Regions from separate parts of the Mus musculus genome. Here all the other regions are linked to region 5. Evidence: chromatin loops called from intact Hi-C (ENCODE). Cell type or tissue: left cerebral cortex. All regions are shown on one strand. Region 1 holds the start of Enc1 (ectodermal-neural cortex 1). Region 2 has its middle 9.1 kb from the start of Gm34087. Region 3 has its middle 4.9 kb from the start of Gm5086. Region 4 overlaps Lncenc1 (long non-coding RNA, embryonic stem cells expressed 1). Region 5 has its middle 13 kb from the start of Gm33447. Region 6 overlaps Lncenc1 (long non-coding RNA, embryonic stem cells expressed 1). Region 7 overlaps Enc1 (ectodermal-neural cortex 1).

Evidence for each region. A loop is a pair of places that touch in the nucleus more often than their neighbours do. Peaks named below come from ENCODE experiments on the same cell type or tissue, not always from the same donor. Only the 100,000 strongest peaks of a DNase experiment are listed, where the experiment ranks them.
Region 1: a loop joins it to region 5, with 3 times the contacts of the local background. A loop is called at or near these places in 9 of 42 quality-filtered maps.
Region 2: it touches region 5 in a loop (3-fold over the local background); 3 of 42 quality-filtered maps call a loop at or near these places.
Region 3: a loop joins it to region 5, with 4 times the contacts of the local background. A loop is called at or near these places in 3 of 42 quality-filtered maps.
Region 4: a loop joins it to region 5, with 2.9 times the contacts of the local background. A loop is called at or near these places in 2 of 42 quality-filtered maps.
Region 6: a loop joins it to region 5, with 9 times the contacts of the local background. A loop is called at or near these places in 2 of 42 quality-filtered maps.
Region 7: a loop joins it to region 5, with 3 times the contacts of the local background. A loop is called at or near these places in 9 of 42 quality-filtered maps.

Annotation. Positions count from the first base shown.
Region 1 is chr13:97,238,928-97,242,927 of GRCm38, reverse strand. Enc1 (ectodermal-neural cortex 1) reads right to left here and starts at 1,823. Exons shown (of 3, transcript NM_007930.4): 1 at 1,399-1,823. In left cerebral cortex, CTCF peaks have their summits at 1,762, 2,590 (motif pointing left) and 3,264; DNase peaks (open chromatin) are centred at 2,263, 2,506, 3,204, 3,831 and 2 more places; H3K4me3 peaks cover 2,955 bases; H3K27ac peaks cover 3,385 bases.
Region 2 is chr13:97,629,828-97,633,827 of GRCm38, reverse strand. No RefSeq gene overlaps it. Among named protein-coding and RNA genes, the nearest start is that of Gm34087, 9.1 kb to the right of the region's middle. In left cerebral cortex, no CTCF peak of the experiment used is centred here; DNase peaks (open chromatin) are centred at 108, 780, 1,559 and 1,796; H3K27ac peaks cover 3,710 bases.
Region 3 is chr13:97,553,086-97,557,085 of GRCm38, reverse strand. No RefSeq gene overlaps it. Among named protein-coding and RNA genes, the nearest start is that of Gm5086, 4.9 kb to the left of the region's middle. In left cerebral cortex, no CTCF peak of the experiment used is centred here; DNase peaks (open chromatin) are centred at 2,453 and 3,622; H3K27ac peaks cover 2,485 bases.
Region 4 is chr13:97,490,447-97,494,446 of GRCm38, reverse strand. Lncenc1 (long non-coding RNA, embryonic stem cells expressed 1) reads right to left here. Exons shown (of 2, transcript NR_110432.1): 2 at 1-42. Among named protein-coding and RNA genes, the nearest start is that of Gm41030, 35 kb to the left of the region's middle. In left cerebral cortex, no CTCF peak of the experiment used is centred here; DNase peaks (open chromatin) are centred at 618, 902, 1,749 and 2,321; H3K27ac peaks cover 2,744 bases.
Region 5 is chr13:97,387,033-97,391,032 of GRCm38, reverse strand. No RefSeq gene overlaps it. Among named protein-coding and RNA genes, the nearest start is that of Gm33447, 13 kb to the right of the region's middle. In left cerebral cortex, no CTCF peak of the experiment used is centred here; DNase peaks (open chromatin) are centred at 290, 427 and 1,747; H3K4me3 peaks cover 364 bases; H3K27ac peaks cover 1,545 bases.
Region 6 is chr13:97,449,124-97,453,123 of GRCm38, reverse strand. The region is part of intron 1 of Lncenc1 (long non-coding RNA, embryonic stem cells expressed 1); the gene reads right to left. Among named protein-coding and RNA genes, the nearest start is that of Lncenc1, 16 kb to the right of the region's middle. In left cerebral cortex, no CTCF peak of the experiment used is centred here; a DNase peak (open chromatin) is centred at 1,658; H3K27ac peaks cover 1,679 bases.
Region 7 is chr13:97,246,599-97,250,598 of GRCm38, reverse strand. Enc1 (ectodermal-neural cortex 1) reads right to left here. Exons shown (of 3, transcript NM_007930.4): 2 at 3,815-4,000; 3 at 1-62. The coding sequence ends at 3,846. Among named protein-coding and RNA genes, the nearest start is that of Enc1, 7.5 kb to the right of the region's middle. In left cerebral cortex, no CTCF peak of the experiment used is centred here; DNase peaks (open chromatin) are centred at 1,334, 1,508, 2,532, 3,331 and 1 more place; H3K4me3 peaks cover 3,432 bases; H3K27ac peaks cover 2,457 bases.

The DNA of each region.
Region 1 (4,000 bases), 150 kb after region 5:
CTAAGGAAGCTGCCTCCTCTCGGGCTAAGAGCCAAGAAAGGAACACAAGAATCTAAGTGCTAGCAGGCTGAGCTGGAATCCCACGGGGCTGGGGAGTCAGGGTGGTATAAAACAACGTTCACAACCAGGTGTATACTTAAGAAAACAGTTTGTCTAGAAGGCCTACAGGATGTGCACCACTCTGCATCCTGTGTTTATGCTGCTGTGTTTTCTAAGTCTCCCCCAGAAAACCAGGAGGCAGAGTCTAACCTGTCACCTTGGATCCCATCCCACTGGGAGAGAATGTCACTGTCACAATCTCTCATCTTGCAACCACTGTATGATTAAAACAAAAGGTGCTCCTGAAGACCCTAGGGAGACAACGTGCTCTCTGGTTTAGAATCATGCAAACATCAAAATATCCAGACATAATTTATACATACGGTTATACAAAAAACACCTTCAACATAAAACGAATCATCCTTTCCAACATTTTTTAAAGACCCCAGAGACATAAATCTGCATGCTAAGGAAATGACCCCCAAAATGCACACATATACTTAACTTGCGTCTACAAAGAAGGCAGAGAAAAAGACTGCTATTACTGTGAACATCAAAAGGGCACCTAGTTCAGTGACTTCAGTTCACTTCCTGCTGCTTCCAGGCAGGACGTCTGCCTCCAACACTGGGAGCACCTCCATCTCTCTCCTGGTTAAGCCTGATCTCGATCCCACGAGCAAAGAAGCCAGGCAGACGTTCCCAAGCACTCACATTACTGACAACAACGGAGCCACACTATAAAGATGTTTACCAAAATAGCTCTTGGCCACGCCGTCCCCTCCAACACTTGCAACGGCTACTCTCAACACGCTGGACATGCCAGTGAGGACGACACCAAATTACAAGTCCAAGTCCACTGTTTCATCTCCACCCCGCCCACCAATTCCTACCTAGCCTTTGAAATTAATAATGTCATTCTAAAAGGCAAAAGCTTGCAGGAGAAGAAACTCGTTTTTCAGGAACCAGTTTTCATTCATTTGGCTGCAGTCAAGTGGCCGCAGGAGGAGGTCTGCGCATGGCCTCCACCGCCCCCCAAAGCCGGCTACGAGGCACCCTGGGGAACCGATCCCACGCGCTGGGCTTCCTGGAGACTGCTAGGAGCCGGGATATTATCCCCAACCTGGTTCCTCGCACCCACCGATACTTGCCCGGGCGTTACACCGCAGAGGGGAGGCAAGTTGCTCTCCCAGTGCCGTTCCCACTCCAGCGACTGTTCTGCCTCGAGAGCACCTCCTGGGCTTAAGCCTCAGCCAGGGTGGCGGGCGCCGGCTCGATGCTCCCAAGCACACCCCGCGGCCGACTCCCACCGCCCGAAACCCGGGCGCCCGCAACAGGTTTGGGGTTGCAGGGCAAACTTACAGTAGTGGCGGCTGGCCTCTGCACACAACCGGCTGCGGTTCTTGCCTCGGTCACCCGCAGGGAGCCGACGAAGGGCGTCTCTGTTCCAGGAAGCGGTGGCGATCGCCGGGGAGAAAGGAGCGCTGGGAAGGGAGGCGATAGCGTCCGGGGTAGTGGCTCCCGGGCTGGTTTCGGCAGGCAGCTGACCTCGGTCTCCGGATCTGCTGCTACGGACCTGGCGCCCCGGCCGGGCCAAGCGTCTGCCGGCGCGCGCCTAGCCAGGGGAGAGTGAGCCTGCGGCGGCCGCGCCGCGGAGGAAGGCGGTCTGCACGCAGGGGGAGGGAACGGGGTTGCGGCGTGAGCGCTGGCGGCCGCCTGGCGTCGGCTCCGGGTCTCTGCAGCGCCTCCGTCGCGCCGCTGGCTCTGAGGCTGCGGGAGCTGACTGCGCCGGGCCACCGTGCGCCGGCCTATAAGTTGCGCCCGGGAGGGGGCGCGTATGCAAAGAGACTCGCTAGGGGGAGGAGGGAGGAAGCGCGTCCACTACGCGGGCAGGAGCGGGAGGAGCTGGGGGGGGGGATGACGGGGGGGGCGGTTAGCCGGAGAGGAACTAGGGGAGTGGGGCGGGGAGCGAACGGAGACAAAGCGGACGCCCTCGCTCAGCAACGGGCAGCTGCAGCCCTCGGGGACCGGGAAGAAAATAAGTTTTAGAGGCTCGGAGGGTCTTCGCCTCCTCGGGTCAACCCCATTCAAGGCTAGGTCGGGGGCTGGGGCACCCAACTCAGGGGAAAGCAGCCCTAGGCGCTTTCCTGCGCTCGAGGGTGCCGGGATCCTAAGAATGCTCAGTGGAGTAGCCAAGGCCAAGCTGGGGATCCACCGCTCCCGCATGCACTCACTGGGTTAGACACCCCAGCGGCAGGCAGAGCCTAGTTCCCGCAGGAGCAAGGGAAGAAGCCTAGGTCTGGACCTCGGGGAACACTGCAGGTTGCGCAAGTGGACATTGGGTTACTTGCTGGCAAGAGGCCAGACTCCAAACTCTTGTGGGGGGCTTCCTTCTCCACCCCAAGTTGGTGAGGAAGCCGCGGCAGGACTCTGTCTCGCTCGGAGCTGGAGCCGCAGCAACCCCAGCTGGGTCCTGAGGGCCCACGTGTTTCGCAACCAATCGCCCAGGGCCGCTAGATTCAAAGCCAACTCCTCCAAGGAGCAGACACGCTGCCTCCTCCTGGTAGGGAAGATGTCTGTTACCTTCGGAGACTTGGCCTTTCCTGGGTTTGGTTGGTTGGTGGAGTCTGGAGTTCAGTCAAGAAATAGCGTGTCCCCCCCCCCCAAAAAAAACAACAACCATCACCCCACACACACACCTAAAGTCTCGAGGGCCTAGCAAAAGAAGGAACTCTATCCTAAATAAATAAATAAATAAATAAATAAATAAATAAATAAATAAACAAACGTGGCCACAACTGTTTATGACTCTCATTTTTGACTCTCTGTGCTGGGAGCTAAAACGACACTTTGAGTTGGCTCTTATTCGGCATTTGAGATATGTAGGGACGAATTGTATAGATTATTAGCCCAAACCCTTTATTGTGCAGGTGAGGAAAGAGAGGTCTTTGGCGATGTGAATTGCCTGGCTGGAGACCTGCAGGGCCTCAGTAGTGGCCAGGGAGTTTGCCCTATCCTCTTCATCTCCCCAACGCTTCGCCCCCAGTCTTCCTTTTCTTAAGACACCAGGCGTAGCAATGGTTTAAACCGGCGCAGGAGGCTCCACATGGCGCTTCCTGAGACCACAGACTGCTGAAACCCGCAGGGTTGGTCCTTTATCCCAGCTCCCTCTCTCTGGCTTCCTCTGCTATTGAGGCTGATAGATTTTGCTCATCGCAAAGAAAGACAGTGCCCTCTTAAGTCCTTTCTTAGCATTAACTCGTCAGCCTCACGACAGCCTTTTCAAATCTGTTTCCTATTTTAATTTTTGATAGCGTCTTGGCTCCATTTTGCTTTACAGAGCCAGGGAAAAAGCTCGAGGGATTCAAGGTAAGAACCAGGTGTGGAGGCCCCCAGGGGCAGCAAGGAGCCAGGCAGGCAGAATTCCGTTCCCAAGGAGAGAAAGATTACAACCAATAGAAAGCAAACGGATGGAAACGGAGTTCGCATCAGAGATAGGCTCTGACGAGAGGAAGATAGGAACAGGTCTCCGAGTCTTTTAAAAGCATATTTCTATGTCCTGTGGAGGCACCAAAGCCCACTACTGTGCACTTTCTGGCCCTTTTTCTTTGTTTTCATCTGTCTGGGTTTGGGTCAAACACAAATATGTGGGTTTAGGGCACTAACAGTTCATGTGTACCAGTGGAGTGGAACACTGTTCCATTAAGAAGTTAGCACATCTTCTCTTTTGACAAAATATGCCTGTCTTTCTCCCAAAGCCACCTAGAACTGCTGCTGCTGCCTGGAAGCAGTATATATACCTATGTCAGCTGGTTGGCTGGGGGTTTTGCCAGGAGAAGTCAGCTGGCAGAGGATAGATAATCGTTTCTATTGCATCTCCCACCTGGAAGTTGCAGCATCCACAATGAAGTAAACAGTGAAGTTCGCTTCTCTTTGTAGAGTGCTTGGCTAAGCAAGAGGGCTA
Region 2 (4,000 bases), 240 kb before region 5:
AAGAAAATCATCTTCCCAGCTAAGCAGACTTTCTTTAACTCGTCAACACACTGCCAAAGAAAAGGGAACATTCTGCCAGCACTCAAACTGGGGGAAAAAAGTCCTCAGGCAAGTTTATATAAAACCCCAGAAAAGTGATACATAATAAATTAAATATCCCGAAATAAGCAAAGCATGAATATTTAAGCACTGGGCTAGTTTAATTCGGAGCAAGCAATGAGACCCATGCTCTTTACACAGGATGGAAAGTTTAAGCCGGGAGCTGCCCTGGGTCCCTTTTTATTCAAGACACTGGCAAACATCTTGTGTCACTAACTCATTGTCGAGCTGTAGACCAAGGTCAATATTTCCAGGGACTGGCATGGACTCCTGTAGTCTACTAAGATGAGGAACTGGAGCACAGAGCATACATACAGCGTGTGTCATATGTAAATAGCTTATGGGTGCTAAATGATAAGCCAGCAGTATCTTGTTGGGGTCCAGAACACAACCGAGAACAATCACAATAGGCAGAAGTGAGGACAAAGAGAAGTGAGCTCAAAGAGGGCAGCAAAGGAGAAACAGGATCATACCGCCTCTTCCAAACACAGTAAGAGGAAGCGCTGCATACTTAAGGAACTTCTCCCTTCGTGAACTTCAGGTTTGATCCCCATCAAAATTTCTGCTCTCTGATGCTTAAATAAAGTTTATTCTACCTTATGTCATGTTCTACGCGGAGTCTGGTGTGCACAATATTTTTGTGCACAAAAATAACACACACGGGATTGGGAAATGGCTCGGTTACTAAAGGGATTGCCATACAAGCATGAGGATCTAATTTGATCCCCAGCACCCATACAAAAGCTAACTATGATGGTTTGGGCTTGGGATTCTGGTGCTGGGGAAAGCTCACTGGCTAGCCAGACTCAGCAAACCTCAAGTCTTTGTGAGAGATCCTGTTTCAAAAATCAAGACAGCCAATGTCCTGGTGAACAACATCTAAGGTTGACCTCTGGTTTCCAGATTCACAGGCATACATACCTGCACGCGCGCGCGCGCACACACACACACACACACACACACACACACTTCACCTTTAGCTTTTTCCTATTGTTTTGTCATGTGCAGTCTGTGTGTGTGTGTGTATGTATGTGCATGTGGTATGTGTGTGTGTGTGTGTGTGTGTGTGTGTGTGTGTGTGTGTGTGCATGCATGTGTGTGTGTGTGTGTGTGTGCATGCATGTGTGTGTGCATGTGGGGTGTGTGTGTACATGTGGGGGGGTGTGCATGTGGGGTATTTGTGTGTGTATGTGTGTGTTTGTGTGTGTGCGGGGGGGTACTGATGAGCCTCACCCAAGGGAATAACGCACAGAGAGACAGAAAGATGTCAAGAAAGCAAAGATGAATAGCCTCAGCATTGCAAGCCACAGAGGAATGGATGCCCGGAGTCTTCTGGTATGGGAAACAGATTCCACAACTCGACACTTAAAAACCATTTCCTTGCTGCCTGGCAAAGTAGGAGAACATCATATGTGTGATTTCATTCGTCCTCCCACGGTTCTGAGATAGGTGTTAAAACCTCATCCCTTACTGTAGATAGAAAAAAAAATAGACATCGAAGGCAGAGGACTTGCAGAGGCTTCTTCCTCCAAGTTCATGGTCCTCATCACACACCAGATTAGTGGGTGATGGTCGAGTCGGGAAGAGAAGCAGCAGGAGTTAAGCATATGTCAGATCTATGCAGACACAGAGCCGGGGACAGGTCTGGGAGACTCCCTGTCCTCACATGGTCATATTATAGTTTACATGCATCTACCTTAAAACGCGGCTAGCTGATTCCTGAAAATAACTTGACAGCTCAGCTAAAGCAGGAACTGCAGGTTCTCGATGCTATGAGTGAAAACCGCCCGTCCTCTCGCTCCAGCAGAACACAATGAAATGATCTGTGGTTTTGGGTTGGGTTTTTTTTTTCCCCAGACATGGAGTGTTTTCAAAACTCTTGCAAACTCCTCTATGTTCTTGTTCTTTGAAATCTGGCAATGAATAATGAACTAGAAACATCTGGGATGATTCCCCCCCCCCCCCGCCCCAATACTACACAAGAATGGACTTCTATTCTTGTTTCCTATTCAAGGAGACTAGAGCCTAGAGAAACTGACTGTGTCCTGGGCATGCACTCAGGGACCAGGGGACAGCAACAGGGGCAGGATGCTCATGTCTCTTCCATGAGACACAAGTTCCCCTCTTTGGTATCGGCAGATTTCCACACGAGGTATGACCTGTGTGGATAGCCATTTCTCAGCCAGCTTCAAATGCTTTGCACAGAGGATGGTGATACGTAGGGGAAAGTCACCTGGCAGGCTCTGATCCTCCTGGATTCTAAACATGCAAAGGCAGGGGGATGGACGAGAAAGAAGAGAAGCTTGCTCCCATTACTTGCTGATAGAGAAAGCACTGGTTCCGTTAGGGCTTTGAAAAAAAAAAATCCACTCTCAGGTGGAATCTAAGTGCCATTTGATTGAGTCTTAGTGCCATCGCCCTAGACGAATAGATTTTTCCCTCCTAGTGTCCACTTTATCAGCACCCCTTGGTCTGACCTTCAATACTTCACCAAGCTACCCTGCTCTCCAGCATCCCAATCATTACATCATCATCCTTCCACTCAGGGAAGGGCTGTACTGGAGTTGGGAAGAATTGTTTGCTTCTGAGTCTGACCAGCTGGGCTTCTCCGTGCTTCTGTGCTGGGATAGCTCACAGCAGCACACTGTCTCTTCTATGACTGTGTGGTTTTCTGATTAGTACTTATTCATAAATGAAGACCATAGACCAACCTGTAGGTCTCAACCCGACAGGGGTCACACATCAGATACTCTGCACGACAGATACTTGTGTTACAATTCATAGCAGTAGCAAAATTGTGGTTATGAAGTAGCAATGAAAATGATTTTATGGTTGGGGGTCAACCACAACCTGAGGAACTGTATTAAAGGGTCGCAGCACTAGGAAGGCTGAGAACCACTTCTGTAGACTGTTCTTCGATGGTTCAGATGGTAAGTGCATTCATGTGAATTCAGCCACACTGGGTTGTGTTCACGGAAGGTAAAAGGTGGCTAGATTTCCTTGCCCTTCAGAAAGTCATTTATTGAAGAGGGATTTTGCTTTTTATTTTATATTTATATTGTGCATAAATATAATGCCATAGATTGTAACCTAACAATCTACATTATATATTAGTATCTATGATTTATTTTTACGGTATTGGTTAAATTTGTACAAGTAAGAAATATGCTAAATATTTTTCAATGGGAGGTACAGGTAGGCTGACCTAGAAATCAAGCTCCTCCTAATCAACTCTTCCAAATGCTGGGATCCCACGTTTATTCCGTGAGTGGCTCACACTCACACTATTACACAATTTGACCTGCATTTTAAACGACTGTCAGATTTTTGTTCATACATTTTGTAATCGTATAGACACATTCATTTTAAAGACACCTAAGGATGCAGTAATTTAAGAAACTACTATCAAAGACTGATAATTACACCTTTTAGAGGTAATCTCTGATTATATTTAGATATATGCCATTTCATCTTTGTTTCCTGTATATTTGTTCCCTGTATATTATACACATATATTCTGTATATTATATATGTATCCTGTATATTATACACCTCTTTGTTTCCTGTATATTATATACATATTTAGTAAATGTAGACATATTTTTAGATACCAGCACAGAATTAAAGCATATTTGCTGATTTTAAACTGACTTAAGATCGTTTTCACTTAAGACTCTATTACGGGAGCTGGAGAGATGACTCAGCAGTAAAGTGCCTGTTGCTCTTGCAGGGTACCCGAATTCTGCTCCCTACATCCACATGGTGGTTTATAGCAATCCAGAGAATCTTACACCTTCTTCTGACCTCCTCAGGCACCAGACATTCACAGGGTATACATATGTGCATTCAGGCAAAACACTCGCACACATAAAATAAAATAAATATATCCTTAAAATAATAT
Region 3 (4,000 bases), 170 kb before region 5:
TGCTATAACTTGCTGCATCCATCCTAGGAAAAAGAGATTTTTGCCAAAGCTAGTTATTAATTTACTTATCTATTTTTGCAGAGGCATTGTTCCTCCTCTATTAAAACAAGAAAATGAACTTATCCAAATAAAGCCTTAAAACAAATAGGAGAAACACCCAAGACTCAAAGAAGTGAGATCACATACTTGCTGGTTAGACACAGTCACTAGCCCCGTGAGAATCCCTTTCCTTGTGTGCAAAGTGGCCTAGCAACTGCTTTTCTCACCTTCTATATAATTTAGCTCAATTAATGGATAAGCAGTTTGAACATTAGAAAGTGCTAAATACGTGTGTGTGTGTGTGTGTGTGTGTGTGTGTGTGTGTGTGTGTGTGTAGTCTCCATGCTCTTTTGCCCACATGTAACAGCTCCTTCTCATTGAGTTACTCTGTGCCACTGGCTCAGACCCTGCTACCACCAAGTCTCTGTAGAGTAGTAATGAATGTGAATGTGATAAATTTTTTCCCATGTGCCTAATTCATGGCAGGATGCATTTTGTACTCATTGGGTTAGCCAATCGTTTGCTGGTATAATTCTCATCATGCAGTAGTTAGATTCACACTTTTCAGTTCTATAGTGTTTCTATACAATTTCCTGAATATATCAGACCAGCCAGCAGAAGGTCTATGTAATGCGGGGGGCGGGGGTCGAGTATGTTGTTGTATACTGTTATGACTGTCTTAGTGTTCATAATAACGATTCCTGGTTGTCAACTTGACTATTTCTGGAATGAACTACAATCCAGAATTGGGAGGCTCACTAGTGATGCAGATTTTGAGGCTGGGAGATACAAGTTTCTGACCTGGATCTTGTCATGGAGATCTTGAAGCATAGTGGCTATGAATCCCAGGAGACTAAGGCAAAGAGATCTCTGAGTTCAAGGTCAGCCTGGAACAAAACAAATCCCAGATCCAGGCGTGGTGGTACATACCTTTAATCTTGGCCCCACCTTCTGCTGGAGGCCTACATAAGGACATTGGAAGAAGGAAGATTCGCTCATCTTTGCCTGTTTGCATTTACTTGCCAGCACATCTGTTGGGCTCTACTAGCCTGTGGGACTGAGCAACTACCAGATCCTTGGACTTCCCATTCACAGCTGACCATTATTGGGGAGTTGGACTGCAGACTGTAAATCATCATAACAAATTCCCTTACTCTATAGAGATTATCTATAAGTTCTGTGACTCTAGAGAACCCTGACTAATACAGTGTTCTATTGCTGTGAAGAGACACCATGACCACAGTAACTCTTATAAAAGAATCTAATTGGGGGCTGGCTTACAGTTTCAGAGATTTAGTGCATTATCATCATGGTAGGATGCATGGTTGTATGAAGATGGTAATGGTACTTGAGAGGTAGCTGAGAGTTCCGTACCTGAACCCAAAGGCAGTCGCAAGAGAAAAGGCACTGTGCCTGGCTTGAGCTTTTGAAAGCCTAAATCCCAACCCTAGTTACATCCTCCCTCCAACATGACCACACCTCTTAATCTTTCTCAAGCACTGCCACTTCCTGATGATTGAGCCTATAAGCCTGTGGGGACCATTCTTATGCAAATCAGCACAACAGCTCACCTATGCTTTTCTTCTGCTCTCTAACAGCTTATTTTGGGTGTTTGTTTGTTTGTTTGTTTTTTATGAGTGATGGAAATCCTTGATGACACAAGACTTTCCTCCAAGGGCCCTGGGATCAAATCTGTAATCTTCATACTTAGGATCCAAACTTCGATTTCTTCACATTGAAAAAAGATGTAATAAAGGCTTCTTATACAGTAAATAAGATATTTCTAAGGATTTTAATTCTTTTCACATTATAAAAGCTATCAGGGTTCCTGACGTTAAGATACTGCTTTGGTCACTGAGAGAAAGCCTGGTCCCTTTCACATGCTATTTTTTTTATTTGTGTGCTCACTTGCCTTGGGTTTTGTTGTTGTTTTGTTTTGTTTTGTTTTTGTATTTTCTTCTTTCTGCTTTAAATAATTCAATTTTTTATACGTTACCCAAACACTCTGGTTCTGATATGAGCACCCAGGTTCTGTGCTGCTGAGGTCCACCATCTCTGCAGAGCTTTCCAGCTCCTCTCTGTTGTAGCTTCTGCATTTAACCCCCTAGTATTTCTTGCTTCCCATGTGTTTTGAGTTTCTTGGGACTCCTTTAAAACTTTGTCAGTGCCTGAGAGCCAATCCTCTGAAAAGCTGGGTGGCTGGACATGCACAGCTGGAGATAGAACGTGCTCTGGGGAAATGAGACCTTGAGGAGAGCCACTTCACACGATATGGCCCAGTGAGTGGCCAGATATGCTTAACCTCCTGATAGAAAAACAGAGCCTTCCACGCATGCTTATCATTCTGAGGAATGACATCAGTAAAGAATTTAGAAATAGAAACTATCTCGTATTTGGGTTGGGAAGAAACTAGGGGAAAGTTAGCCGCACAGCCATATGGATAACCTTAATTCTCATTTGCATCTTAATGGAAATGAATCTTCAAATGTCTGTTCCCTTCAGTCCTTGAGACAGTAAGCCTTTTGTAGCTCTCTTTAACTTAGGAAAGCCAGATTTAAGCTATAAGTGGATTTTCTCAAAGTTCACACCATCTAAAAGTATTTGAGATAAAGATATTATACGCTGATATGTTAAGCCACAATTACAGGAATCCTTAAACCCTGTGCCAGACTACATGGGTTTTGGAGTTTTTCTTAATAAAAAAAAATGTTTCTCTGACTTTAAAAGGTCATTTATACTCAAAAGAGAAATCTATTAAAAAAGAAAATAAACGAATTTCTGGAATCCTAGAACCCAAAGAAATCTACTGCCTATCTTTTCTTTGCAAACATGAATGATTATAAATATCATTATTTAGGTTTTGTAGCATTGACATATCAGGTGTCTTTTTTTGTAACTGGCACAAGCTCCTTTGAAGCACATTAGGAGGATTATTTTTCTTTGTTCATATATGTAGATTGTCAATATTTTATTGGCTATAATATCCTACTGTGTGTTGCATGAATATCCTTTAATTTAAGCTGTCCCCAAGCTTAAATTGTGCTGAGCCTTAAGCTTTACCAGTCCAAACTATGGCACTGTGACAGTTATAAAAGCAACAGACCAAGGAAGATCGCTGTGACCTTCTCTTCCTGCCCTGGTACAGGTCATACCACCTAGAACCAACTGCCAGACTCTCCTCTGAAGTGTGCCATAAAGCCCTGGTATAAGAGCTGCGCTCACTGTACCTTGAGGAGGGAGATGTCCTCCCCTCTGAAGACAAGGACACAGAAAGATTGAAAAGAGTTGGCCTTGCTAAGGTCCTCCAGTTTATTTCCAGTGGGTCACGCCCTCTGTGTCTGACTGTTTCTCTATAACTATTCACCTTGCCATCAAAAATGGGATAAAAAGACAGCAGTTTCTGTGTCTTCAGTCCTGAGAGTCCCTACATCACATAGTATATCTCTAGTTTTAAAATGCATTGTTGTCTCTTATTGTATTGTTATCCTGCCCTTTATTACAGGGTCTCAGCCGCAGCCCCCACAGTGACTAAGAGCAGCCCATGTCCTACAACGGGTCCCAGCTTTGCTAGTCTACACAATGTTACAACCATCACTAGTGGATCCAGATCTGCGGTTGCCTTTTTAGTCAGTTTCTAACTTTAAAAACTGGTCTGCTTCTTTTTTAAAGAAGACATTGTGTCATCTGTTGGAAAGAAAAGCCAGACACTTTCGGAGCTTCAAAAATTATCTAGAATTTCAATCTGATTCAAGGTACTTTTGTAGTAAAGTGGGCTGGGGTAAAATCATATTGATGTACAGATAAATAAATTTCAACCTTTATATTATACTACAAAATAATTAACTCCAGATGAAAATCATATCAAATTCTACAAGGTAACATTTTTTTAAAAAAGTCTTCACATCCTTAATGTGAGCAAATGTCAGGCATGGGAAATGCAACTCCTTAAAAGTCGGTTTAA
Region 4 (4,000 bases), 100 kb before region 5:
TTTTGTCCTTAAGGTGCTTCAGTTCCAAGTCTGGTCAGGCTTCTGGAAGGTTCGAATGTTAAAAAAAAAGGGATCAGAGCAGTGGTTCTCAACCTTCCTAACACCACAGCCCTTTAATACAGTCCCTCATGTCGTGGTGACCCACCCCACACCCAACCACAAGATGATTTCATTGCTCCTTCATAACTAATGTTGCTACAGTTTTTTAATTATAATGAAAATATCTGATATACAAGATATCTGACACATCAAGGGTCGTGACCCACAGGTTATGAACTGCCGAGTTAAAATAACATATATGTGTTTTTGGGGGCAGGTCACAGATAAACCAAAAGAGACAGGGAAGTGCTTTTGTGTTATCCCGGTGGAAGGGACCACAGTGGAAGAGTGAACTAGGGGAAGGAAGTCCCTGATGCACAACCATGAAATCCTGCGCAGTTCCTTGAAAAGTCATGAGCTGGTGATATTAAACGGTAAACAGATGGCCACTCGTCCAGAAGGAGACAAAACCAGAAAGCTATTTTTGTTCTTTAAGCCTGAACTAAAGTGAAAGACCAACTGGATAGCCTTTAAGGCAAAGCGCTTATGTAACTTTTGGTCCACACTGAGCACTTTTAAGAGAAAGCCTCCCGATTTAACTATGAGGACGTGTTCACCCCACACTAGGGACCCTTCTAACACTTAGGCAACTAATGTAAAAGGTACTATCCACAAACCTTTAAGTATTAAATCACGGCTCAAAGGCTGACCTCTTCCAACACCTGTGCTTAGATGGCTTCATGACTGACTGAAATAGTCGGGCTTCCTGGCACATGGCAACCTTTCCATGAATGGTTGGGGAGCGAGAGGAGGAAAGGCTGAATTTCCCAATAATCGGTCCTTGGAAAAAATGCTCGCTGGCAGCCTTCGCGGCACGTGGCACTGGCACCACAGCACCACTTTAGCTGTAGTGAGCATACCTAGATGATTGCAGCTTGCATATTTCCGTGCTACCCAAGCAGAGCTGGAATGTGTGGCTCCGATTCATCTTCCAGCTGGAAGTGTCACAGAAGCGCGGCGGGGGGGGGGGGGGGGAAGGGGGGCTTCCAGCTTTTATGTATTGCATACTGCCTCTGCTTGGCCGAAGCTCCAGCCTCACGGTTTTATACATCACTTCGATTGTGTTGGGAGCTCATTGTAAGTAAGTCAGAGGGAGCCGAATCAATACCCACAGAATATCTCCGGCAACAGAAAGGCTGCTCTTGCTGCCCTGTGTGGCTTTACTGTCCCAGGAGGATCACAGGACCAGCAACTGGTAAAAGATGAGGAGAGGTTAAGAGGTAAGGTTTTAGAGACACTGGCATGATGACGCACAATGACATTAAGGGCCCTTGCCTGTTCCAGATAATCCCTCACCTATCTACTGAAAGGACCCTGGATGAAGAACTTATGAACCTGAAACTTTCCCCAAAGCAATGTGCATTTTATTCCGGAAGGCAGGAATCTGTCAGTTATCCAAATAGACATTAATTCCATTCATGAGGGTTGAGTCCTCCAGACCTGACACTCATACCAGGTAGTTCCCCTTCTCGTCTGAGCTCTCCATTCTGACAGGCCGCCTCACCTGGGACTAACTACCCTCTCAGATGTTTAAACGAAAGGTTCTATAAATAAGTAGTTCTCAAGTTTTAAGATATGTATCATTTTGAGTAGCATCACAGAATGTCACACCATCCTACTCCGCCCCGTCGGCCGCATGAGTCACATCTCATCCGAAGTCGAGAAACAGAGAGGTGAGTGCTCGTGTTCCGCTTCCCCGTGGATGGCGCTGCCCACATTGGAAGTGGGTGTTTCCACCTCCATTAATGCAGACTAGAAAAATGCCTCACAGATATGCCAAAGGTTTGTCTCCTAAGCGATCCGAGAGCTTGGAAAGTAGGAAATCAGTATTACCCATTACAATTGAAGAAGGAGTGTCAGTTCTAGGGCATTCTATTAAACTCTGGCAATTGACCAGGAAGGCACAACAAAATCATGAATATGTCAAGCTCAAGTAAGGATAGCGTTGACCCTACACATTCAAGGAGTGTCACCTTTCCTAAGAGGCTGGAGAAGCAGCAACCCCACATTGAGCTCCACACTGTAGTCAAACACAGGGAAAGTGACATCCCTACACAGACACCAAACCTGAGGTTCTTTATGTTTTCCATGGCTCATCAAACCTGTCTGTCTCTGACTCTTTCAGAATGTCAGCCGGTAATATAGAAATACTGAAAGTCCCCAAAATAGAGCCAAGCTGCTATTTGGAAGTAATATCTATCTTTGAGCCCTTCCCTAGGCTAAGCTGGCAAAGAGACGATAGTAATGACTGGATGGTCTTTCCGTAGAGCCCAGCCAGGGCGTGTGCATGGCACTTTGCCGACACCTTAGGCATGGCTTCAAGCAGCTTTGAAGCAGTAGAGCATTTCTGGGACAAGTGCTGCTTCTAGAAGATGAGACTTCTCCAACAAAACACATGCAGGCTCCTTTCTAGGAGGTTTGTCCAGAAAATCTCCTAGGCAAGTCAGGAGTATCTTAAACTGACAGGTGCTATTTATAGCCACAAGCCTTTTACCTGGCCCTAGGTCCTCCATCTTGACGTGTTTCCCATATAAATTGCTTTTCTCTTCATTCCTACACCTGCACCAATAACATAAAGATGCTCTTCAACAGAGAAATAACGCCCATGAAATTCAGCTAGAAAGTAGCATGCAAATGTAAGACATCATCGTGTTCATAGAAGACAGTTTTGCAGGGTAAAGTGTAAACTAAATAAATAGTGCTGTGTTCCAAGAGGCAAGACAGGAATTCTTTCTCATGTCTTAAGACGAAGAACTTTCAGTTGTCTTCTAAACAATGTTTATTACCATAAAAAGGGCCTGTAAATTAGCCTTCCAAACAGTCCTATTTATCCCGTGAAAATCCAGGCAGTGAAGCTGGAATCGATGAGCCCCCTTCCTGCCTCTGTGGCATTCTTCCCTTCTTTTCCCAATACTGTCAACAAAAGCGAACTGTCCAGCTGCTGGCAAGAAAACAAGCAGACTGAGAGAGCCAAGTCCTCTGAGAGAGCCTCCACTTTCTCACCTCCACCACCCCCAGTCCCACCTCCACAACCACCCCCTGAAGTGCCATGTCCTCAGACAGAACCCCCACCTTCACCCCTACATCCACTCTCTACATCCATTCCCCTCGCCTCCGGGAATCCCAGAGACTTCCGTTGCTTGCATGACATTTTCCTGTAATCATCAATTTTCATCCATTCCTACGCCATCCTTTTGTAACCCAAGTAAGGAAGAAAAAAAAGTTTATAAACATCCATGCTTCTATGGCTCCAAAGCAATTAGCAGTTCCATGAAGGCATGTAGGCAGCTTGCATTAAAGCATAACCAGGGGTCGGTGGTAGAAAGACAGAGGCGCAGGAGGAATTTTCTGGATAATAACGTGAGCGCTGCTGCAAAGCTCAGCGGCTCTAAGCTCCTGGCTTTTGGGGTAGAATTTGCACTGAGTCCACAACACAGACATCTCAGTCCTCAAAGTCCCCCTCGATGATCTTGTTAGGCTCTACCTATAAGATCAAGAACCAAATCACAGACTAGCCAGTATCAGTTTTCAAAAGCTCTCTTTAAAAAGAAAGAAAGAAAGAAAGAAAGAAAGAAAGAAAGAAAGAAAGAAAGAAAGAAAGAAAGAAAGAAAGAAAGAGCGGGGGGGGGGCGCTGATGGGTGATGCAGGACATTTTTGTAAATGGAAAATATTACATATACAGAGTCTGAGGCAATCCAAGACGTTTTAAACCAGAAAGCAGATGGAATACAAGCAATATAAATTAGTGTAACTGTATTTTGCTAACTGCACAGAGATTCTCACTCCAAACCAAACTTCTTCTCTCCAGCCTGTTGATTGCGTTATCTAATTGTTTTCCATTGACACTGCGTAGAATTTGGAGAAATGTTTGGAGTTAAAAATCAGAATCGAAAGGTCTAG
Region 5 (4,000 bases):
GTTACAATATTCTAACAATGCCTAAGTGAACACACACACACAGAGAGAGAGAGAGAGAGAGAGAGAGAGAGAGAGAGAGAGAGGTGACTTTCAATTCCAAAGAGACGCCTCCCTCCTCAGTCACATCCCGACAGCTCTCATTGACTAGATCTAGCGTCGAATTCACTTTGCAGTTAAGCCTGTGCAAGCGCTCTGCCCAGGACTATCTCTGGCAGCACAAACTCCTACAGCTGTCACTGAGTCACATGGAACGTCAGGCAGGAGTTTTGTTTTTTAATGATTTTATTTTGGTCTTGGGGGAGGAGGGCAGGCAAGAAAGACAGCACAAGATGAAGAAAAGCTGTCAGGAAAGTAGACACATTCCGAAAGCCAAACAAGCTGCTTCCTGGAACAGTGTCACTTTCTGCGTTGTTTATCACACGCTGAAGTAATCTGCACATTGCTAGGGAAGGTGGAACTTTCCATGCATTCCCGCCATCCTAAAAGCCAATGGCTGTCCCCTCCCACTGCTGCCTTGTTACTATGGAAACGATGATGCACAGCAGGACAAGGAATGACATCATAGGATTTAAATAGAGATAGTAACAAAGGGGCCTTCTGTAATATACACAGAAATTGCTTTCCTTTGGCAAAGTATTCTGAAATATATATATTTGCAATAGGTACAAATATTTACTTAGCTACATTATAATCGATCCTATAAGAATAGCACCTAGCAGTAAAGATGCTTTACCCAACTTTGTTCCAAATTATTTCTTTCTTTTTTTTTTTTTTTTAAAAAAACCCAAACATCTTTTTTTTTTAAAATTTATTTATTTATTTATTATATGTAAGTACACTGTAGCTGTCTTCCGACAGTCCAGAAGAGGAAGCCAGATCTCATTACGGGTGGTTGTGAGCCACCATGTGGTTGCTGGGATTTGAACTCCGGACCTTCGGAAGAGCAGTCGGGTGCTCTTACCCGCTGAGCCATCTCACCAGCCCCCAAATTATTTCTTTTTCTGTTTTCCATCTTGAAATTTATTGAATAAACAAAATGCAGCTGATACACCAGTGTGAAACTAATATAAAGATATCCATTATTCTGCATATTTACTAAAGGTGGATTTTAAAGTTAAGATAATAACTTAGAAAAAGAAATGCATAGACATTTATCGTAGAAGCTGTGGTCTACTTAAGTGAATAATGTAAGTGTCTTTAATATAAATGTTAAGATTATTTTTAAAGGGCATGAAATTGAGAGTCAGGTGCTACAAGGAGAGTTGTAAAAGCATTGTCAGGGTGGCAGGATTCCATGGATGGGAAAAAAAACAAATAAAAATTGTGAATTACATGTTAAACTGAATTAGAATTAGTTCTCTTCCTTTCAAATATTACATGATGGTTAGCTTGTCTAATATGAAAAGAGCCTAGCCTAACACTTGCCAACCTAACCTGGAAAAAAAAATCATTTCAGCTTCATCTCAGCCTAGGAAAGTTTCTAAGACTCAAACTATCAAATGCTATGGTTAGCCTGGATGGCATCTTACTGCAGACTGATGGGTGTGCCCAAGACAACTGTCTTGGCTCCCTAATCTGGAAGATAAGAAGATGCCACTCATAGCATCAGGTTTGTATGAAAACTTGACCTAATAAAAAGTCAGCCGCATGTCAGGCATTCCATAAACGCTGGCTTGCTGGCACTGAAGATTCAGCATTCCCTGGCCGTATGGAGGTGGGCGGCTACAGGGCTGAAGGGAAAGCTCCCAGCTTGGCCTTAAGTTTGCTGTGAATGAGCTGTGAAGTGGGCTATCCACACAGCAGATAAGCAAGCTGTGGCTGCTCTTGGAAAAGGACACCACCCCACCTCAGCAATCCAGGGTAAGGTGCGGGAATTGGGGTGTTCGTGGGAATTCTGGATGGGGACTGACACTGAGCACTGTCCATGTTGGCATTCCCCACAAGCCCAATTACTCTGAGCACAGAAATATCACATTCTAGTATCTGCCCTTTGGCCACGGCAATCTGGGAGCAGTTCAGACACCTTCTGCCGTCTGCCCGGGGCCAGACTGCTAACTATTTGGTGCCAGTGGTTACGCTCGATTCCATTTCTAGAAATGCAAGGCAGCTGGAAAACAATTTTTTTTCTCATAGTGGAAAAAGTCTGCACTGTTACATATCTTTTCAGCAAACTCAGGAAAACATTACGATACATATAGAAATTAACTCTAACGCAAGGTAAAGCATGCAATTTACCAAACCCCAAACGGGAAATCAAGGCCATGTTAGCACTATCATGATTTTGCCCATACTTCATGTTACCGTTTATGACTCCTGGCTTCAGGAAGCCGATCATTTGGTTGGTGCTGTTCTGCAAATTTAGCTGAAAGGAGTTTGAAACGATTTGAAGTGAGGACCAATGAAGCGGTTCAGCCAGTAAAAAGGGCTTGCTGCTCAAACCTGGCGACCTGAGTTCAATGCCCCGATCCCACAGTGGAATGTGAGAACTGAGTCCTGAAACTCATCCCCTGACCTCTACGTGCACAGTCTGCTAAGAACACCTGAACATAGGCACACAAGTACACAAGCAAGTGCACACACACACTAATATACACAAGAATAATAATAAAAATTTAGAAATATTCTGAAATCATAAAATTAAACATTACTGTAAGTTCTGTTCACTCAATATTTTAAATTATGCTGTTGGGGAGGGGAAGAGAAAATAGTTGGAGACCTGGTTCTTAGGCTTTTGTAAGTTCTACTTTTACATGGGTCCTAGGTACCCAGGGCCATAAACACCGGGAATTCATGACAAAGGTCAAGACAAGCCAGTCTTAGCCCCGTTGTTTTTCTTCCTGGCTCAGTTAAACAATATTTGGAGCAAAATCTCTGCTACAGTGTGTCCAGAAATAAGGCTGTACCCTATTCCACCATTATGGAATAGCTCCAGAAAGCAGGTCTGTGGATATTTTACATTAGAAGAAGACAAGCCAAGAGAGGATGTCAGATGCTGAAGACCAGAGAACCAGGCATTGCTAAATCCCAGATAAATCTTCTCAGTCCAACCCAGGCTGCTTTTCTTCACCTGCATCCCAGAGACTGTCTCTAAAAGCTGGAGGTCAAATCTTCTTCAAACTATAGCTGGCATCACTCTTGTTTGCCTTTGGTTTCTATCTAACCCATTACTTTCCTGTTCACTCACATGTACAGCAATAGTAACACCTCCGGGGCGGTTTGTTTGTTTTTCGATATGTAATCCTCCACCCCAACAAGTTAGGAGAGCTGTTAGGGTGGGACTAGGGCTCTGATGTCTCAAGTGCCACTGGTGTGACCTTAGTGTGCAGCCGGGTAGAGAACCACTCAATTAAGAACCATCAGAAGCCACTGACTCTAACACTGTACATCAATGTCATCTCCCTGGTCCCCAAACTCCAGTGCTCACCAAGACCACACAGAAGTCCTAGTTCAATATGTTCACTGAGAAGAGTCATATTCCAGCAAGACTTGACTGTGGGTGGAAGCATTTGTATCTGTATTTCATATAGGTGTTTTGCCTGTACATAGGCATGTGCGCTATATACATATACACATATAAAGCCACAGAGCCAGAAGAAGGCATCGGATCCCCTGGAACTGGGACTTACAGGTTGAGTTGTCAATGTAGTTGCTAGAAATTAAACCCTGGTCCTCTTACCCACTGAGCCACCTCTCCAACCCCTTCGTGTAATTTTGTACAAGATAGAAAACATTACTTATTTGTTTTTGAGATTTTTGAGCACGTTTAAATTGCACAAAGCAGGGATAGGGGCATAACTCTGAGGAAAAATGGTTGCCTGGCATGCAGGAGGCCCTTGCTTTTATCTTCGGCCCCACAAAAGTAAAAACTAGTTAAAACTGCAAAAACCAGAAGCTGGGGGGATGCTGGAGGCATCGAAACCATAGCAGCCTCAGCACCACATAAGCAGACAGAGCTGGAGGGGTGGGGAGGAGGAAGGGGGCCTGGCAGCCTCTTCTGCAC
Region 6 (4,000 bases), 62 kb before region 5:
TGCACTTTGTTAAGAGGTTAACTCGGGGAGGCTCTCAGTGGGCAGCACTCACTCCAAACGCTGCAGTTGTTATCACCCGAGGGATGTATAGCATGTGGTCCTTGGAAAGGGTCTTTCATACAAATGCTACACGTAGATTTATATACACAGGAACGTAGTTGGATGCTATCTATGCTGAGTCAAAGCATCAGGCCCAGGAAGGACTTAAGCCATTAGAAACTACACCTTTACCCCCTCTCCTTTCCTTTACGATTCTCCACTGTTCTCCTGTCTTCCCTTTCCTGTTATCAAAGTCAGTGGAAGGAAAGCTCCTATACTCTATCATGTATACCTTTAGTAAACCCAGAGTCAATGCACTGTCTCTAAGTGTAAGTCACTAGTCACGTTGGAAACATTTTATGACTAAAGCCAACTCTGCTGGTTTTTCTCACTGAGAAGAGCTTCCTAAAAACAGCCTATTCTCCTGTGACAAGTCTTCAACATTCCCACCCCACCCCACCCCAGGATCAAAAGGGTTGTTTGGCGATTGCTATAAACATCGGTTAACAGCCTGCAGCTGGATTGCCCTGGTTTAGACCCTGACTTCCTCACAGATTAGTGTATGACCTTCTTATTGTATTACCCGACTGACTTTCACCCTCTACAAAATGAAGACAGCCCTCATTCACAGGTATCTAGCAACGCAAAGCTGTTGAAAGCACAACTGACACACGGGACTTGGTTAGGCCATTACCAACTGAGCATATTGTCTTTGATGTAAAAAATGAAAGTTTGGGGAGGGGGAGGAAATGGCTCCTCCAGAAGAAACAGTTAAAGGAAACATTTACTTGTCAAGGTTAACGTCTTTTAATAAAATTCTGTCTCCGAGGTTGTTTTGTGTCACGTTTTAGCTGCACTGAGAGAAAAACAATAAAGTAGAGCCAGGTATGGTGGTCCTGGTCCTATAGTCCCAGCACTTGGTGGGCTGAGGCAGGAAGGCTGACAGTTGGAAGCCAGTCTAAATGACACAGTGAGACCCATTCTTGAAAGTGGAGCTGGGGATGTGGCTCAGGGGTAAGCACTTGCTTGGCATGCCTAAGACTCTGCGTTCCATCCATAGCAGCTGCACACGCACATAGGTGAGTGCGTGTGCGTGTGCACGCGTGTGTGTGTGTGTGTGTGTGTGTGTGTGTGTGTGTGTGTGCGCGCGCGTATGTGTGTGTTAGTACTGTGAGAAATCTTCAAGTAAAACTAGAAACAAGAAAAAGTCTGTTTTTACCTTTTCTCCAAAGTTGAAATTTTTTCACTTGTTACTAATCTAAAGCCCTCTTCATATACTTACCACGTATTATCTCGATATAGACCCCCAACATAATCTCTTGGCTCGCCCTACATTATCAATATAAAGTACTACTAGATAAGATTTGAGAGGGAGCTCAAAGAAGGGCTTTAAGTGAGTTTACAAAAGGAAGAAGTCGTTCATTGCACCTTAAAGAATGTCTCATGATAATGTTTGTAATACTTCCTCTCTGTACCACGGTACAGCACAGCGTTTCCAAAATGGCACTGTTGCTGTAGGCGCTGGAACAAGGAGTCCTTCTCTAGCACTGTCAGATCCCCAGCAAATACACTCAGCTGTCCTAAGAATCCTCAGAACGCACAAGCTGAGGGGGCCGAAGTTCCTGTACCTCGGAGCTCACCAGTGAGTGGGTAGCATCCTACTTACCCTCTACAAATAAGCCTGGCAGCAGCCATGGAATCATTTTTATGGAAATTCACTGCATTTCTATTGAACCAAATATGAGTTTGCTAAAGGAAAAGTAAGTTTTCTCCTTGACTGGGTTTTCGTCGTGACTCTGAAAGGTCACGCTGAAGAACAGCGTGGACAGCCATGTCTCTGAGGAGCTGAGGAACGTGCAGTTATTGATTGCCTACTCCAACAGCGGCTTCCTGTCTTATCCTTCCGGTCAAGTCTCACGGATGCTTGGTGTGTCTGCTCCTGCAAGTTCAGATCAGAATATTTAATTATCTGCCAAGGATGTTCTATGGATTACCTGTCAAGTGTTTTGAGACCATTAACTACTTGATAAATGCTAATGAGATTTTTCAAGGAGGCAGATATTATTGGTTATCTAACATGGATTCTTTCATGTGCCTGTACAACCCCCTTAGGTTTTATTATTATTTATACAGACCTGTTTCTAATCTGCATGATAATCCTCCACTGTCCTGCAAATAACCATCATGCCTTAATTATAAAGTCTCGAATCTGAAAGTGCTGTTGTTGTGTTAGGATCTGAGAGGAGGTAATCTCTGGAAAGCCTCGGTGCGGTGCGGCTGGCAATCATCAGGGCAAAACAAGCCTGTGAGTTCTAGTACAGGCAGTTGTTACCTTAAGGAAGTAAGACCAGCCAGGCGGAGAGGGAAAAGCAGAGATCGTGAATATATTCTAAGCTTCAAGTTAAGCCCAGCTCTTAGACCAAAGGCTTTAGAAGTACTTTGAAAAGACTTTAGAAAAGTTAGACTTTGTAATTTGATTTCCACTTCTGACTTTTAATATACTTGGAATGAGCTAGAATCCTTGCACATATTTCTTTCCTACAGGGAGTTGGGGGTGGGGGTGAGGGTGACACACTGCCTTTGAATTGAAAAAAAGAGAGAGAGAATAAAGAAATTTTCTACATAGGGCTACAAAATATCCATCTCTGTTCCTACCTCAGCCTTGACTCCTGCAGGGACCCCAAACAGACCCTTGAACCTGGATGTCTGCCACAAGTCCACACCTCTACCTCAAATCAAAACAATCCCCCAGTTGCTACCTCACCAAGAAGTCATAAAGATTACAGTTAGAACATTGAACTTCAAAGATGAAAGGCCCAATATACATTCCAAGCATTATTGTCCAGTCACAGTGTAAACTTGCAGAGGTCTGCAGCTTCAGCATGATTGCTACTGTCAGCAGATCCAAACTAGGGTGACCTTGCTGGAACCGTCGGAAGGACAGGAGAGCCTACAACCAAGACCTGGAAGCAACTGTCTCCCAGCCAGCATAACTGTGTTCTCACAGTGGTTCGTTGTTCTCTGAATATAGGCGTTAATGCAAGCCTGACACAACAGCTTAGCTCCCATCCCACTAAACAACGTGCATGCTCTTGCTCTTCCTGTATCTACAACAGGGCAAGGCTATGCTAAGCACTAGTGAAATTGATACACTGATACAGTTCAGAGCTCACAGTTAAAATTCAGTGCATTTTCTATTTGATCTGCGGACAGGTGTTCAGGATGCTTTAGTCTGCAGACAACTTGCAAAGATGCTTGTAACATCTGAGAGTGTTATGATCTTGAACGTCTCAAGGCTTCAGAAGGACCTCACCAGGACAAACAGTTCCACATGAGGTTTATTGGGAGAGAGAGGTTTATTGGGAGAGAGAGGGGCAAGGTGGAAGCAGAAAGAGAAAGGGGGGGAAGAGGCGGGGGGGGGGGGACGACTTTCTTTATATATGGCTGATGACGTAATCCAGGTAAAGGTGCGAGGTGAGCCAAGTTGATTCAGGGAATGTGGTGGCAGTTGCCTTGGCAATTGGTCTACGTGTCCCGCCTATGTGATGTAACGGGTTTCGGAGGTCCTGATACCAACAGTAAGAAAAAAAACCTTCCACCAAGAAACGTCCAACAATTTTGAAGCTGACTTCCATTAGGAGTGACTGAGTGACAATGACATGCAACTGTGACAAATCGATATTTTGCACATTTTTCCCTTGAATCCACAAGTGCTAGAAATTATTGCTGAAGATGTTCCTTAAAGTCTAAAGTAATAGCTCCACACTGCTTTCAGAGCCACTAAATGCCAAAGGGTCCTTCATCCCATATACTTCCATCCGTGTTTGACAGGCAGCTCACGAGCCGAGCCTCCAAATGATTTTGAGTGTAGCCAAGGCTACATAAGAGGCTATACTAAGTATGTAGTTTTCTGTGGGTGCCCATGTTCCCCTATAGTACCTGTACCTGACTCCCAACTGTT
Region 7 (4,000 bases), 140 kb after region 5:
TCATTAAACTTGCCTTCTCCAAAGCAGAAATGACATCTCATCTCGCCGTGCATCAGAATGAGCTAAACAGGAAAGAAAGAAAGAGGAAAAAAAGTATGAGAGATTTGTGATACATCGTTGTTTTAAGACATTCGATAATAAGCAGGCTATTTAGAAAAATTCAGACTCAGGGCAGAACTGAGCAGACCACTTCTGAAGGTCTGAATGCAATAGAACTGTGTTCAGTCTGAGTTCAACCATAAATGTGCACACACAGCAGGTTGATGCCATGACGACGGTCAGCCCATAAAACAATGGTGTCCAACGCCTGCCCTCTCTCATGCATGAGTATGTTCAAACTCAAGCCTACACAGGTTGATGCTATGATGAGCTGCCATCTTCTGTTTCCAATGTTTGGAAAGAGAGCTATTGTGACATAATCACTGTGTGTGGGGGGGGGGGTCAAGAAAAGGAGATGCCCCGCGCCCCCCACCCCCAACCCACTAATCATAAAGAATCCAAGTGAGGCTTTTTAGAGACAGAAGGCAGCCATAGTTATAAAATGCATCTCCCCCACTCGCTGCCGCAGTATGCCCCAAGCAGGGACAAAGGGAGTTTTTGCAGGACCACTCACTAACTGATCAAATTCTTCTCTTCGCCTTGTGTAGTGAGTCAGTTCCTAATTGTTTCTCTTGGCTGTTGTCTAACAGTGATTCAAGCCTACAAGACATTCCTTAGCCTTTGGTGTCATCCCTTAGCCCCACCTCCTTGTAACCTGTATATCCACATTAGGCCAAAAGAATGTGTCTTGTAATACATAACTTCTCAAGACCCAGCACACTCAGAAAGGAAGAGGGGGTAGTTTCTAAAAGAAGTCACAAGGCAAACAAGTCCACATCCTGTCAGGCGGAGGCCATAAGACACCACAAAATTACTAGAAAATCAGAATAGTTTCTCTTCTAACCCACTGACTGACTGAGCAGCAGGGGTCAGTTCAGATCTCCCTGGTGGGTGAGGTGTCTGTCCCGGGAAGGTGTCTGCTATCCCTGGATGCATTCAGAAATCAGGACTCAGGCTGGAGGGCAGGGCTGACACCCAGAGGCATGTCTGAATGTCATTCCACAGGGCTCTCAGTGTTTTTAACAGCATCTTGCGTATAGTAAACTTTAAACCATTGTTCTCCCTGTCGGAAACCAAGAGACTGGCTTTGATCAGGGGCTCATGTCACCCTTTAAAAGCAGCAAGCCGGCCCTATCAAGATCAATTTTTATGTGCTTGCCTTTCCTGTCAGGGATACCAAGGTGAGGAATGCTGTTTTACATGTAACACAGCATTTCGTTTGCTGTTTCCCAGGGACCGGAAGCAAGTGATTAGCTTCAAATACCTTAACGCAGTCACTCTGGGCTGGAAAAGGGAACCAAAACTGAAGAATAGAAATCACAAACAGCTGATAATCAAAGGAATGGAATGTCCCCAGGACACACAGAGTGAACTCCAGCCAGATCAGAGCAAGGTCTCACTGCAGGAGAAGCCTGTGATATACAGTTGGCTCTGGGCTAGATGGGGCTAGGTGTTCCCACCACCCACCCACCAGTCTGAACTGGGGACAGTTTTCTGGACGTTGTGGTTGAAAGCACTCAACAAGAGCTGTCTTAAGTCCAGGGAGACCTGAAAGGAGGTCAAGAGAACACTGGCAACCTCTCTGCTTGGTCCTTGCCTCCCAATCTCCCAGTGGCCATTTCTGACCTACCACCACAGTACAGTCCCTGGCAAGTTTTCCAGCTGCACTACACACAGTTGGTTCTGGACTAACTCTTAATTTTGAGTCTGTTAATTAGCGCTTCTCACCTAAGATGTTTTTTAGACCTGCTTGAGAGTTGAGTCATGCACCCGTATCGCAAATGAAATAACCACTTGCAGAACACTTGTTTATTCTGGATTACTGAGATGCCAGCAGGGCTGCACAAACCAGTTTGGTGTGGGGTGCTTGCTGTCAGTAGACTGCTCCTCTGGAGGAATCCCATGCCCAGGGACCATGGCCCTGCTGGCTGGGGCAGCTTGGGGGAGATAGCCAAGGGGTTGAAAACAACCATGACACATTGTGAAAAGGAAACCAATCTTGGTGCTTTTAAGTGAGCTACTGAACATGGAAAAAGAAAGGTTAAATAGATGAAACCCCTCTGGTTAGCTGACAACCACTCTGGGGTATCCCCATTTTTCCTTCCAACGGCCCCTTTAGAGGTGTCCCACCGTAAGGAAAGCAGAGCCAAAGTTCTCTCTGGTTCCTCCACAGTGACATTATTTTCTTCTCTTCCGGTTAGCAGTGAGTCGGGAGTCAGCGGGCCCCTGGGCTTCTGTTAAGCCAGTTTGGGTTTTGTTGTTGTTTTGTCAACTTGACAAAAGCTAGAGCCATTTGAGGGGAGGGAACCTCAGTCAATATTACCTGTATACATGCCTTTGGACATGATGGATATGGGAGGACCCAGGCCACTGTAGGCAGTGCTATCTCTGGACAGGTGGTCTTGGGATGTACAGGAAAGCAGTCTGAGCTAGCTAAGGGAGCAAGCCTTCAGGCTCCTGCCTTGAGTTCTGGCCTTGACCTTCCTCACCAATGGGCTGTGACCTGATAACAGGTCAGAGGGAATGAGCCCGTCCCTCCCCCATACTGTTTGTGGTCATGGTGTTTACCATAGCAATAGGATTCTAACAGACACACATGCTGGGGCAATTCCTGGGCCAGGCCTGAGGATATTTCACAGGAGCGAAGCAGCCACACGTGACACCTAACTGTGCAGGCTGACGATTAATTACTGGATCCAAGAGAACAATACATTCTTATGTACACAAGACAACAACCATTATGTACTCAGACGTATGACATAGGATACAATCTGTGTTGTACCAACATCAGAGTCAGGCTGCCTGATTAACTAACTCTCCAAAGGATGAAGTTAGAGTTGACTATGTCTACACAAGACATCACTTTTCAGGAGCACAACCTGGATTTTCCTCCAAAATTAACACATGCTCTGAAGGGACGGGGTGTATTTTGAGGGGAGACATTTTAAATAAGTGACTATACAGCTCTGGAGTCAATAAACTAGGAGCCGCGAGCAGTGTTTTTGTAAGTCTATTATAAAGTACAGAAAGACCTGGAGAAGTGAAATTGGAACAGCAACACAGCATCCCTGGGATGGTCCCAGATGAAGCCGATCAGGTGACAGCTCAACTGCATACTCAAGTGCTTGTGCTCTGGGGTCATTCCTCACTAACCTGACCACTTACTGAGGGTCTAGGACTTTGGGCAATGTACAAGTCAGACTCCATAGCTATCACGGTTGTGCATCTGCATAGGGAGATTATTAGTAATGCCATCCCAGGGGTTGTTCTGAGCATCCAAGGATGCTTGAGTGAAGCATGTGGGCCCTAGGAACAAAGTGAGCACGTTACAACCACTGGCTGGAATCACAATGGAAGTCTGGGGTTCCCACCCTGGCTGGATACTTGTATCACTGGAAAACTTTGTTTAAAGTACTGATAGCATGGGTTCCACCCCAACCCCCCCCCCCCCCCCCGCAAAAGTCTCTAGAGTGGGCAGCTTCTGAAAATCTCTTTGGGAGACTCTGAGGTTCAGTGACAGCTGAGAACCACTGGTTCCTGTTAAAAGGGGTGACAGTGGTGGCCAACCCAAGCAGTTATGTTGTAGGAATGCAAAGCTTTTCAGTTTGTACATGTGTGACTTCAGATGAGACAACAAGCAGTCCATCTCAGTCCACATCCACTCAAGCTACCGGGCTGAAATTTCCAGCTTGCACCTCCAGCTACGGGCTCTTACCTCATGCGTGCTTTCTTTAGGATGCTCTACATTAGGAAGGCAGGTGTTTCCAGGTGCTGACGAATGCAGTAGGGATCAGAGAGTAGGGAACAGTGGTTATGCTGTTCCACACATCTAAAGTTGGGTCGTAACAGTCCAAAGTCTTGCAGCGCTGAATGCCGAAGTACCCTCCAACTACGTAAAGCT